Linked DNA regions of Homo sapiens: region 1 is linked to region 2. Evidence: chromatin loops called from intact Hi-C (ENCODE). Cell type or tissue: endothelial cell of umbilical vein. All regions are shown on one strand. Region 1 overlaps EPHB2 (EPH receptor B2). Region 2 overlaps EPHB2 (EPH receptor B2).

The links. Hi-C counts contacts between places; a loop is a spot of excess contacts. Peaks named below come from ENCODE experiments on the same cell type or tissue, not always from the same donor. Only the 100,000 strongest peaks of a DNase experiment are listed, where the experiment ranks them.
Region 1: it touches region 2 in a loop (1.9-fold over the local background); 1 of 110 quality-filtered maps calls a loop at or near these places.

Annotation. Positions count from the first base shown.
Region 1 is chr1:22,737,264-22,742,263 of GRCh38, reverse strand. All of the region lies in intron 1 of EPHB2 (EPH receptor B2), which reads right to left. Among named protein-coding and RNA genes, the nearest start is that of MIR4684, 20 kb to the right of the region's middle. RefSeq lists a silencer at 2,323-2,493 and an enhancer at 4,974-5,000. In endothelial cell of umbilical vein, no CTCF peak of the experiment used is centred here; DNase peaks (open chromatin) are centred at 2,343 and 3,573; H3K27ac peaks cover 1,115 bases.
Region 2 is chr1:22,818,245-22,823,244 of GRCh38, reverse strand. The region is part of intron 3 of EPHB2 (EPH receptor B2); the gene reads right to left. Among named protein-coding and RNA genes, the nearest start is that of MIR4253, 42 kb to the left of the region's middle. In endothelial cell of umbilical vein, no CTCF peak of the experiment used is centred here; a DNase peak (open chromatin) is centred at 2,094; H3K27ac peaks cover 1,018 bases.

The DNA of each region.
Region 1 (5,000 bases), 81 kb after region 2:
GGCATCCTTCTACATCAGCCAGGGCGGTCCTCATGTCAGGGACCCTATGGCTTGTCCATACCACGAGCCTGGAGCTTTGCAGACCAACACAGCCTCTGGGCTCATATGGGCCAGGAGGATGATGTGGATGGACCCTATGAGCAGGGGCCTGGGTCGGATGCTGGCTTGGACCCTGCCCACCCACCCACTCACCCAGGGGACCTCGGGCAAGCTGTTCTTTCCGAGCCTCAGATTTCCCATCTGTAGCAGGGTGAGTTCATGAGTAAAATAAAATGGTGCAGAAGAGGTGTGGGGTACCAATGAAGTACATGGGCACTGGAGACACAGAACTAGTTCAAGTCCCGACTCTACCACTTCCCCATTGGGGGCAGGTGTCTTAACCACACTGAGCTCCGGCCTTCTCATCTCTGAAACAGGGAGAAAAATAAAGCCCATCCCCGAGACAGGCATGTAAGACAACAGGCCCAGTGTGTGGGGATTTGCAGCTTCCACGCAGGTGAACTATTATTGCCCTTGTTTTCGTTATTGCACTGAGCCAGAGCCAACGTGAGAAACTGAGGTTTTTTGTTTTTTTGTTTTTTTTTGCTGGGAAGAAAACCAGGCTGTCAAGGCAAATATAACCCGCCTTCCCTGAGCTTTTAGACCTCATTCCAAACCTCCGAACAGGAGGAATAGATGGGCTACAGGGTCCTTTCACTCACTCGACACATATTTAAGTGCCTACTATGTGCCAGAGTTATTCTATGCATCAGGCAGTGAGCACCTAGGATGTAACTAAGGTAATCTGCAGGGAACCCTTATCTCCCAAAGAGAGACAGGAGGGCTTGGGATTTAGATAAGAGGGAGACTAGGGGGCGCAGGCTGGAGGAAGGCAGCCAGGTGTCGTCAGGGGAGGGAAAACAGACGGCTCCAGGAACGCGGTTTTAAGGAGTTTTACTTAGGGGGAGGATAAAGTAGAGGGGACAGACTTGTGAAGTGTCAGGTTGGGAAGACAGATCCCAGCAGCCCCATAGCGAGAGAGGAGATGTCTCCCAGGGCTGCCGCTGGGAAAGATTAGGCACTTAGATAGAATCAGAGGATAGGGGTCGGGGGGAGAGATTAAGCACTTAGATAGAATCAGAGAACAGGGGTCGGGGCAGGGGTGGTCTCCAAAGCCAGTGCCCCATAGGAAAACGGGACCTGCATCCCCCACCACAGGGGAGACCTGGGGACAGGGAGAAGGGGCAGGCAGAGGGGAGCAGGGCACATAAGCTGGATCGTCAATCCCCGCCGTCAGCAAGGAGAGGCTTGGCATCGCAGGGACGGCTCATGCTCACCACTGGACACCAAGAACTTCACACGGACCGCCCCCCAGCCAGGGGAGGAAGGTTCTGTTCTGCTCCCTATTTTACTGATGAGGAAAATGACACTCCGAAAGCTGAAGAAATGAGTACAAGGCCACCCACATCAGGAAGCAGGGAGGGGCCGGTATGATGGTGAGGGGTCTGGGGCTGAAGAAGGGTGGGGCTCTGGGAGGGATGAGACGGGCGGGGAAGGGCCGCCAGGCAGAGGGAAGAGTGGGAGTAAAGGCAGGGAGGTTTGAAAGGGTCAGGTGAGTTCCAGGAATGGCAAGACACTCAGGGTGGTGGGACACGAGGCCCTGGTGAGACCAGTGGGTCTTGCCTGGCATGGTGTCCCCCAGATGGCACTCAGAAATGCAGCTGTGGTTGTCGCAGTGATGATCAAGGCTTGAGGGCATGCTTACTCAATGCTGATGCCACAGAGGTACCATCCCAAGCCCGCCAGACCGCAGGACCCCAGGGCCACGGGTCTCACCTTTTAAGGATTGTGAGGGCACAATGACCATACTGGGTACCACTGGCATTTCATGGGCTGGAGCCAGGGGTGGAAAACACCCTGATTGGGTAGGACAGTCCCACAAAAGGAAGAATTGTCCCACCCAAAATGTGAATAGAAACCTTATTTAGAAAAAAACAGTAGATTAGACTGATCATGACACACTCCCCAAAAGAACAATATATCCCAGTGACCGCAGTTGAAGAGGGTTTCAGTGATGCCACGTGATGGGGACATCACCCAGGTGGAGAGGGCCTGGCTGCATTGGTGCCACTGAAAAAGATCTCAGGATCACCAGGGACCTCAGGTTGAGTACAAGGAAGCAACGAAGGGCTCAGGCAAATCGTTTGGACCCGAAGCTTCAAAACCGGTTTATTTGGATAATCCCTCACCAGGCCTCCCTGCCTCAGCGCCTGGTTTCTCTAAGGATTTATTTTGTGAAAATGTCTCTCTCAACAAGTAAGTTATCCTAGTCTGAGCCGACGAGGGAATTCTTCTCTGTGTTCAAAACCGCAAACCCCGGGCAGCCCTTCTGCAGCCCGGCACAACTTTCCGCAGCGTCAGGTTATGAATCACTCATCAAATCCGAGAACGATTCCAGGCCAGGCCGGGCATGTGGGGGAGGGCAGCTTCCTTCTACTCCCAGCTTCTGGGCTGCTGCGCAGGCTCAGACCAGCTTCTCCTCACCCTGACTCCCCAAGGGTCACCTGCCTGGGACCCCAGAAATGCTCAGACTGGGATGGGTCTGATCATCCATGACAGACCCTTTACACAGATGAATTCCTTGAGGCTGTGGACTGTCCAGGTGAGCTAGGTCTGGGTAGTTCACTTCAGAAATGTGCTCAGAGATGGGGTGATGTGGTGAAATGGAAAAGGTGGCAGAGCTAAGTCTAGAAGCCAAAACCCTAAACAGGCCAGGCACAGTGGCTCAGGTCTGTAATCCCAGCACTTTGGGAGGCCAAGGCAGGTGGATCACTTGAGGTCAGGAATTTGAGACCAGCCTGGCCAACAAGGTGAACCCCCATCTCTACTAAAAATACAAAAACTAGCCAGGCGTGCTGGCATGCGCCTGCGGTCCCTATTACTTGGGGGTCTAAGGCACGAGAATCGCTTGAACCTGGGAGGCGGAGGTTGCAGTGAGCCGAGATCATGCCACTGCACTCCAGCCTGGGTGACAGAGTGAGACTCTGTCTCAAAAAAAAGAAAAAAAACAAAAAGAATTAGTTGGACATGGTGGCAAATGCCTGTAATCCCATATACTTGGAGAGGCCAAGATAGGAGGATTGCTTAAGCCCAGGAGTTCGAGGCTGCAGTGAGCTATGATTGTGCCACTGTATTCCAGCCTGGGTGATAAAGCAAGACCCTGTTGCTAAAAAAAAGTACACAACATAATTTTTAAAAATAAAATAAAATATTAGATTTACAAAAGCAACCCTGAGCATGCTTCACTGTGCCAGGTGAGACTTGGGAGTGAGCATACTAGCTCACTGCTGGTATCCTCCCCAACCTGCTAGACTACAGGACCCAGGGCTGCAGGTCCAAACCGTTCAAGGACTGTGGGGGCACCTTGGTCTAGAGGTTCCCGCATCATGGCTTGAGAATGCCTCTCTTCCTCCTCTCTGCCAATGCCAACCTCAAGGTCTCACCTCCCCTAGAAGTTTCTGCAGCAGAGCCCAGGCACATAGTTGGTCCTCAGTAAACAATTGTTGAATGCAAGGAATGAGTAAATGGCTACAATGACTAATAACAGCACATGGGCTCCAAAAGTGGCTACTGAATGAATGGCTCGATAATGAATGATTGAATTGCAGTATGGCCCTAGAACAGGAAAGCACACGGAAGTTATCTGTAGATCTGAATCCTGGCTCTGCCATTTACTACCTGGATGACTTCTGGGAAATTACTTTGCTTCTGTGAACCTTGGTTTTCTCATCTGCAATGTGGGGTTTAATGACAGTACCTACCACAGGGGGTCATTAGGAAGCTCCTATGGGTACAGTACCAGCAGAGCTTGGCATAGGACCTGACACCCAGCCATGCTTGGAGATAGAAACTGTTATTCTCATGACTATCATCACTACATGCTTGAGGGTTTGGGGAGCTAGAACATTTGGGCACTCCTGGCTTTGGAAAGACCATCAACACAGATAAGCACAGAGCCAGGAATACAAAGGAACAAGAAAATGACAAAGGAAAAAGAGGAAGAGAAACTAAGACAAGGATCCCAAGTGAACAAAGCCATCTGTGCTTCTGTATAAATCATCCCCAAAGAGGGGGTTGGGCCAGGTAGCCTCTAAGAATCCATCCAGCCCCTAAGTGGAGAATTCTCAACTCTGCGATAAGTTAGTATTTTTTTTATCTTTAAATGGTTTGACCAGGTCTTGCCTCAAGGTAGAGCATGAACTCCAAGACCTCTGCGAGGCTAGGTTGATGTAAGAGCTGCCTTGTTCTGGCCTGAGACCCAGATCCAGTCTCATTCCAGGTTCTACCTAGTTTCAGAGGCATCTGAACAGCCTGTGCATCATGATAATTTCCTCCTACTTCCAAGGTCTTGTGGGAGTGTCATGCTGAGTTGTAAAAGCCTCTAGGATAGAGGGGGAAGTTATTTTCATGGGCAGACAATGTATTCATTCATTCTCTCATTCATAAAACATCAACCCAAGAGCCTGTTGGTAACAGACTCTGTGCTAGGCACTGGAGGCCCAACGATGAATAAGACAAGAAAGTCTCTACACTCCAGTTTAATGGGGGAGGGTGATGTAGACAAAATTAGCCATACCTTGGTGTTATAAGAATTGTTAATCAAGAGCTGAGGGTAAGTACAAAGAAGGATATACCAAGGAGGGGACATTTGAGTTGGGCCTTGAAGGATGAGTAGGAGTTCACTAGGCAGAAGCAAGAAGGGCATTCATTCTAGGCAGCAGCTGGGGCCTGAACAAAGATCTGGGGGCATGGGAGTTTATAACATGTATGTATGAAACCTATAGTTTATGGATGAGAATGACATCCACCTAGAGTTTGTGGGATGACAAGGACAGGCAGAGAAGGCCTCAGGGGCCAGGTCAACGAGCAGCTGTTTGACCTTGATTTTTTTAGATAAGGAGCCCAAGGTCTGAGCAGGAGGGTAATGTGGTCTCAGCTGCAGTTTAGAAGACTCAGTGGTG
Region 2 (5,000 bases):
CAGCTAACCGCCATTTGCACGTTGTGTTTCGTGTGCAAAACTTAGAGGAGCGAGGCAGTTGAGGGTGCTTTTTGGGAGCCGTGGTGGGTCCATCTGGGATGACTGGAGCCTGATGTGTGCAGGGGATGTGGCAGAGCTAACTTGGACCCAGGTCTCCTGTCTGGCTCTTCCTAAGAAACAATGAGGACCTGCCTCTGGCCCCACTGTTGCCCTTGCTCTGGGAATGGATAGGGTATATGTAGGTCTCAGTGGCTCCTAGCTTAGGGCTCAGCCGAACCACAGCCAAACTGTCTCCTGGAGGCCTCAGGCCTGCTGTTCTCTGCCACGCAGAGGGAACTACATTCCAGGCATGAACCTTAGCCATGTGGCTCTGTGGGACGGGTCCTCTATCATCTCAGCCTCTGCCTGAGACTAGGGATTGGAAGGCAGGGAGTGGAGACCCCTGTGGGCACTGGGCCTGAAACTGGACGGCAGGCCATAGCAGCACATGGCTGGCTCTCTGAGAGTTGGTCCAGGCTCTGGCCCAGATGCCAGTGCATGTCCTGACCCAGGACTGGTCCCTTTGGCCAACAGGGCCTTCCTTTCACTTTTGCCTGCTCCAGCCTGCTCTGTGATGGTGGCTCCAGACCCGTATCCCATCAGGGCAAGGTCACAATGCTGGCCAACTTCACTGGAGGCAACCAGACATTCCCAAGGAAGAAGGAATTTAAGAGACAGAAAGACCTGGCTTCAAATCACACCTCTGCCAGTTAGGGGCTAGATGACTTCAGGTGAGTTACTTTATCATTCTGAGCCTCAACTGTGAAATATGCATTATATTAACATTGCCACTTTTGTTTTCTTTTCTCATCTTCATTTTAAATTTATTTTTAGCATTGTTTGGTAGGTCTTTTCCATCACTTTCCTTTTTTTTTTAAATTAAAAAATAGAGATGGGGTTTCGCCATGTTGCCCAGGCTGGTCTCAAACTCCTGGCCTCAAGTGATCCTCCTGCCTTGGCCTCCCAAAGTGTTGGGATTACAGGTATAAGCCACTGAGCCCGGCTCATCCCTTCACCTTTGACCCTTCTCCATTTTGCTTTAGATGTGTCCTTTCAAAAGATCACATAGCTGGACTTACTCTATTTTTTAACCCTATCTAAGAGCCATTGTCTAGCAATAAGGAGATACTTACTTACATTTATTGTAGCACTGTAATTGGTACATAGTAGATGTCTAATAAAGATTATTCTTTCCTCCCAGCATCATCCAAGGACCTTAGTTTTTTTTCTCCCTTATCCATTGCCCCTTCCACAAGTACCACCACCGGAGCCTCATATGCTGAGGAATATATGGATCTATTGGTACCAGTAACCACATTCACTAAGCAAAAACCACCCCTAGCTTCAGAGTATCTCGTAAACTGACTGTCCGAGCAGGAAAGACCTTTAAGATCCTCAGACCAGAATGCTAAAGGCCAAGGTCAGACATCTTTTGTATCCATGTTGGGAACAGAATCAGATCCTCTGTTACTCAATCCAAAGGTTAACAGAAGCCCCAAAGGGCAACTACCCTAAGGCCCAGACAAGGGAGAGAGGAAAATGGGAAAGTGAGAGGAACAATCCAAGAACCAGAAGAAATGTCCCAGAATGTAGGAGGGACAGAGGGCATTTCTTGTGCCAATAACTCAGGTTTTGTGATTACTGAGACAGGCTTCCGAACATGATTCTGCCCCCATTTTTTGTTCAATTCTGGGTGAGTGCCTTCCTCTCTTTGGGCTTCAGGTTCCTTTTCTGGGATACCAGAAAGCTGGATTTGATGACTTACTAGACTGCACTGTAAATTTCCATCTAAACATCAGCATTAGAATAATGCTGATGGAAGTCACTGATGATTGTCCCAATATCTGACCTCTCCTTATTCCTTAACAATAGGCTCTACTTTTTAGCTGGGCACATGGCATTCCAGAATCAAGCTTATGCTTCCTGACTGTCTTGCATCTGGGTAGTATAGTCATGTGATTTCGTTCTGGCTGATGAGATGTTAGCAGAAATGGTAGCTGCAATTTCTGGGAATTGTCCTTAAAAGAAGCATGCGTGTCTATCTTTACCGCTTCCTCTTTCCTCCTGGCTGGAATGTGGATGCGATGGTTGGAGGGTTAGCAGCCAGCTTAGATCTTGGGACCAAGACAGGAACCTGAGTCCTTCACGATTATGGAGCTGTACCAGCTGCCTACTTCTGGATTTCATTTACTTGAGGGAAGAATAAACTCCAATCTTGTTTAAGCCACCATTATTTTTATTTTCTGTTACTCATAATCCAAACTGATGCAAATGGTTAAAAGTGCATGCCGTGGATTCAAACATACTTAGTTTGAGTCCTAGTTCTACTAGCACCAATAATCTGAGCGATCTTATGCAAGTCACTTAACCTCTAAGTCTTGGTTTCTCTATCTGTGAAATGGTTATAATAACAAATACTTCTTGGTGTAGTTCCAAGGAGAAAATAAAACATTTATGTAAACCCATTGGCATAGTCTGTGTTTCATAATTAAGGGCTCAGTAAATAATAGTTGCTAATTTTTTTTCTTTTTTTTGAGACAAGCTCTCACTCTGTCACCCCGGCTGGAGTGCATGGAGTGCAGTGGTGCAATCATGACTCACTGCAGCCTCAACCTCCTGGGCTCAAGTGATCCTCCCACCTCAGCCTCCTGAGTAGTTGGGACCATAGGCACACACCACCACACCCGGCTAATTTTTTTGTATTTTGTGTAGAGATGGGGTCTCACTATGTTGCCCAGGCTGGTCTCAAACTCCTGGGCTCAAGTGATCCTCCTGCCTCAGCCTCCCAAAGTGCTGGGATTACAGGCGTGAGCCACCGCGCTCAGCAATAGCTGCTATTGTTACAGCTATCATTATTATTATTCTCATCAGCTAATCTCTGCCCTAGGAGCCCCATGAAAGCTGTCACTCCTGTTGCTCTCTGGCTTTCAGGGGAACCATCTTCACTCTCTGTTATACGTGGGATGACACATGTAAGAATGGGAACACCGAGGCTTCAATGCCAGAAAGACCTGGGTTCAAATCTCAACTTTACCATTTATTAACCGTGTGATCTTAGCTAGGTCTCACCACCTTTCTGAGCCTGCCTCCCCTTTTCCTGGGGATGGTGAGATATATCTCAACAGGGTTGTTTTGCAGTTTCAACCTGATAACCTTGGGGAGGGTCTGGGGTGGGGTTACTGCTGGAGAAATGGGAGCTGTAGCTATGGCTTCAGGAAGTGCCTGTCTTCAGCATGGAGGATACATGAGTGGTGTGGGTATGACCAGGCTGGTCTCGGCTCTTCCAGAGAAGAAAGTCATGCCATCACTCATCTTTTGGTCTAACTGGCCCTGAGGGGGTGGTTAAGACACGGAGAGGAAAACCAAAGCTCCATTAAAAAAAAAAAAAATCATCAATTTGTAGTAATCCAAATAAAAGCCATTAGATGTGGCTTCCTCACTGGAGGTACCCAGGGGCCTCTTCCTCACCAGGCTCCCAGGAAATTGATTGGCAATTACTGACACTAATGGGGGCTGGGGAGGCCTGGTGATTTCCCCATCACTCTCCAGGGACAGTGACGACATGTCAAGATCTGTCAGGCTGAGTCTGTCCCGGGGTGGTCAGGACCCCAGATCTGGCCAGAGATAGGGCAGCCAGCTGGGGTTGAGTGCCCTTGGGGACCCTCACCCCTTTACTTATTTATAACTTGGTTTGACTCATGGTGACTTAATGGCCCTACTGGGGCTATGCAGATGGCAGGTCCCAAGACAGGAGGATGAATGGGGGTACCAGGAGGCTTCCAGGACTGCCCTTCGACCTGGATCCGGAATTCCATAAAGAAGACCTCAGTCTTCACAAGAAGTCTTGGGGCAGAAAGGGAAAGGAGGGGCTGCCAGAGAGACTGGAACAGAGGTTGTGAGAGGCGGTGGCCGGAGATGGAGTTTCAAGGCAGAATGAAAAGACACAAAGACCAGCAGAGAGAGAGAGAGAGAGAGAGAGAGAGAGAGAGAGAGAGAGAGACATCTGCTGGGCGACCAGGCTGTGGAACTGCAGAGCTGGCAAGGCCCTGAGAAGTCATCTAATTCAGGCTTGTCTTTTTATAGCTCCTCGGCAGCAAAGGCACAGAGAGGGGAAGACACTATCCTAAGGTCTCACAGCATGGCTCCGGGGGAGGTGGGACTAGGACTTCATTAGCTGCCCCCAGTGAGCCAGGAAGTAAGAATTCCCCTGGGAGGGGGGAGCCTAGGTTGGGGTTGGGGGGCATTCACTCTAACCTATGGGGGCCATCTCTGAGCCTGGGGGCGGGGACTCTGTGTAGTGGAGAGAAAGACACATAAACAGATGGTGACAATTCAGAGTGACAGGGGAGGCATGAAGCGTGGGAGCTCAGGGGATGGTCAACTACCCCAGTCTTGGGGGAGGGAGTGGTTAAGGGAAGATTCTTGGAGGTGACGTCAAAACTGAGACCTGACGGATAAACGGATGCTAAGATGAACGGTGCAGGGGAGGGAAGAGAAAGAGGGGAATTCTAGGCCTAGAGAACAGCATGTGCCAAGGCTCAGAGGTAGGACTCAGCACATCCCAGTTGCACAGCATGGCTGAAGGCAGAATGGGAAGGCTGGGCCGGAGGGTGTCAGGCTTTCCTTGTGGGATAGGAAGGAGTTTGACCTTTATCCTGTGTGTAATCAGGACATGTTTTAGGTAGATACACACCATGACCAGATTTCCATTTTAGAAAGATGGTTCTGGAGCTGCCAGAGGGGAATGGCTGGATGGGGAAGAGGGCAGGCAGGGGGCGCAGGGAGACCACTGCCCAAATCCAGAATGATGACAAGGTCTGCAGAGCCAGGGCGGTGGTTCATGGGGCCAGGAGGGAAGGTAACTACTCAGGGATATTTAGGAGAGAAAATGGGCAGGACTTGGTGTCTGTCCCCATAGCCAGCCTGAGGTGAGGGAGGGCTGGAGGATGACTCGGGGTGGG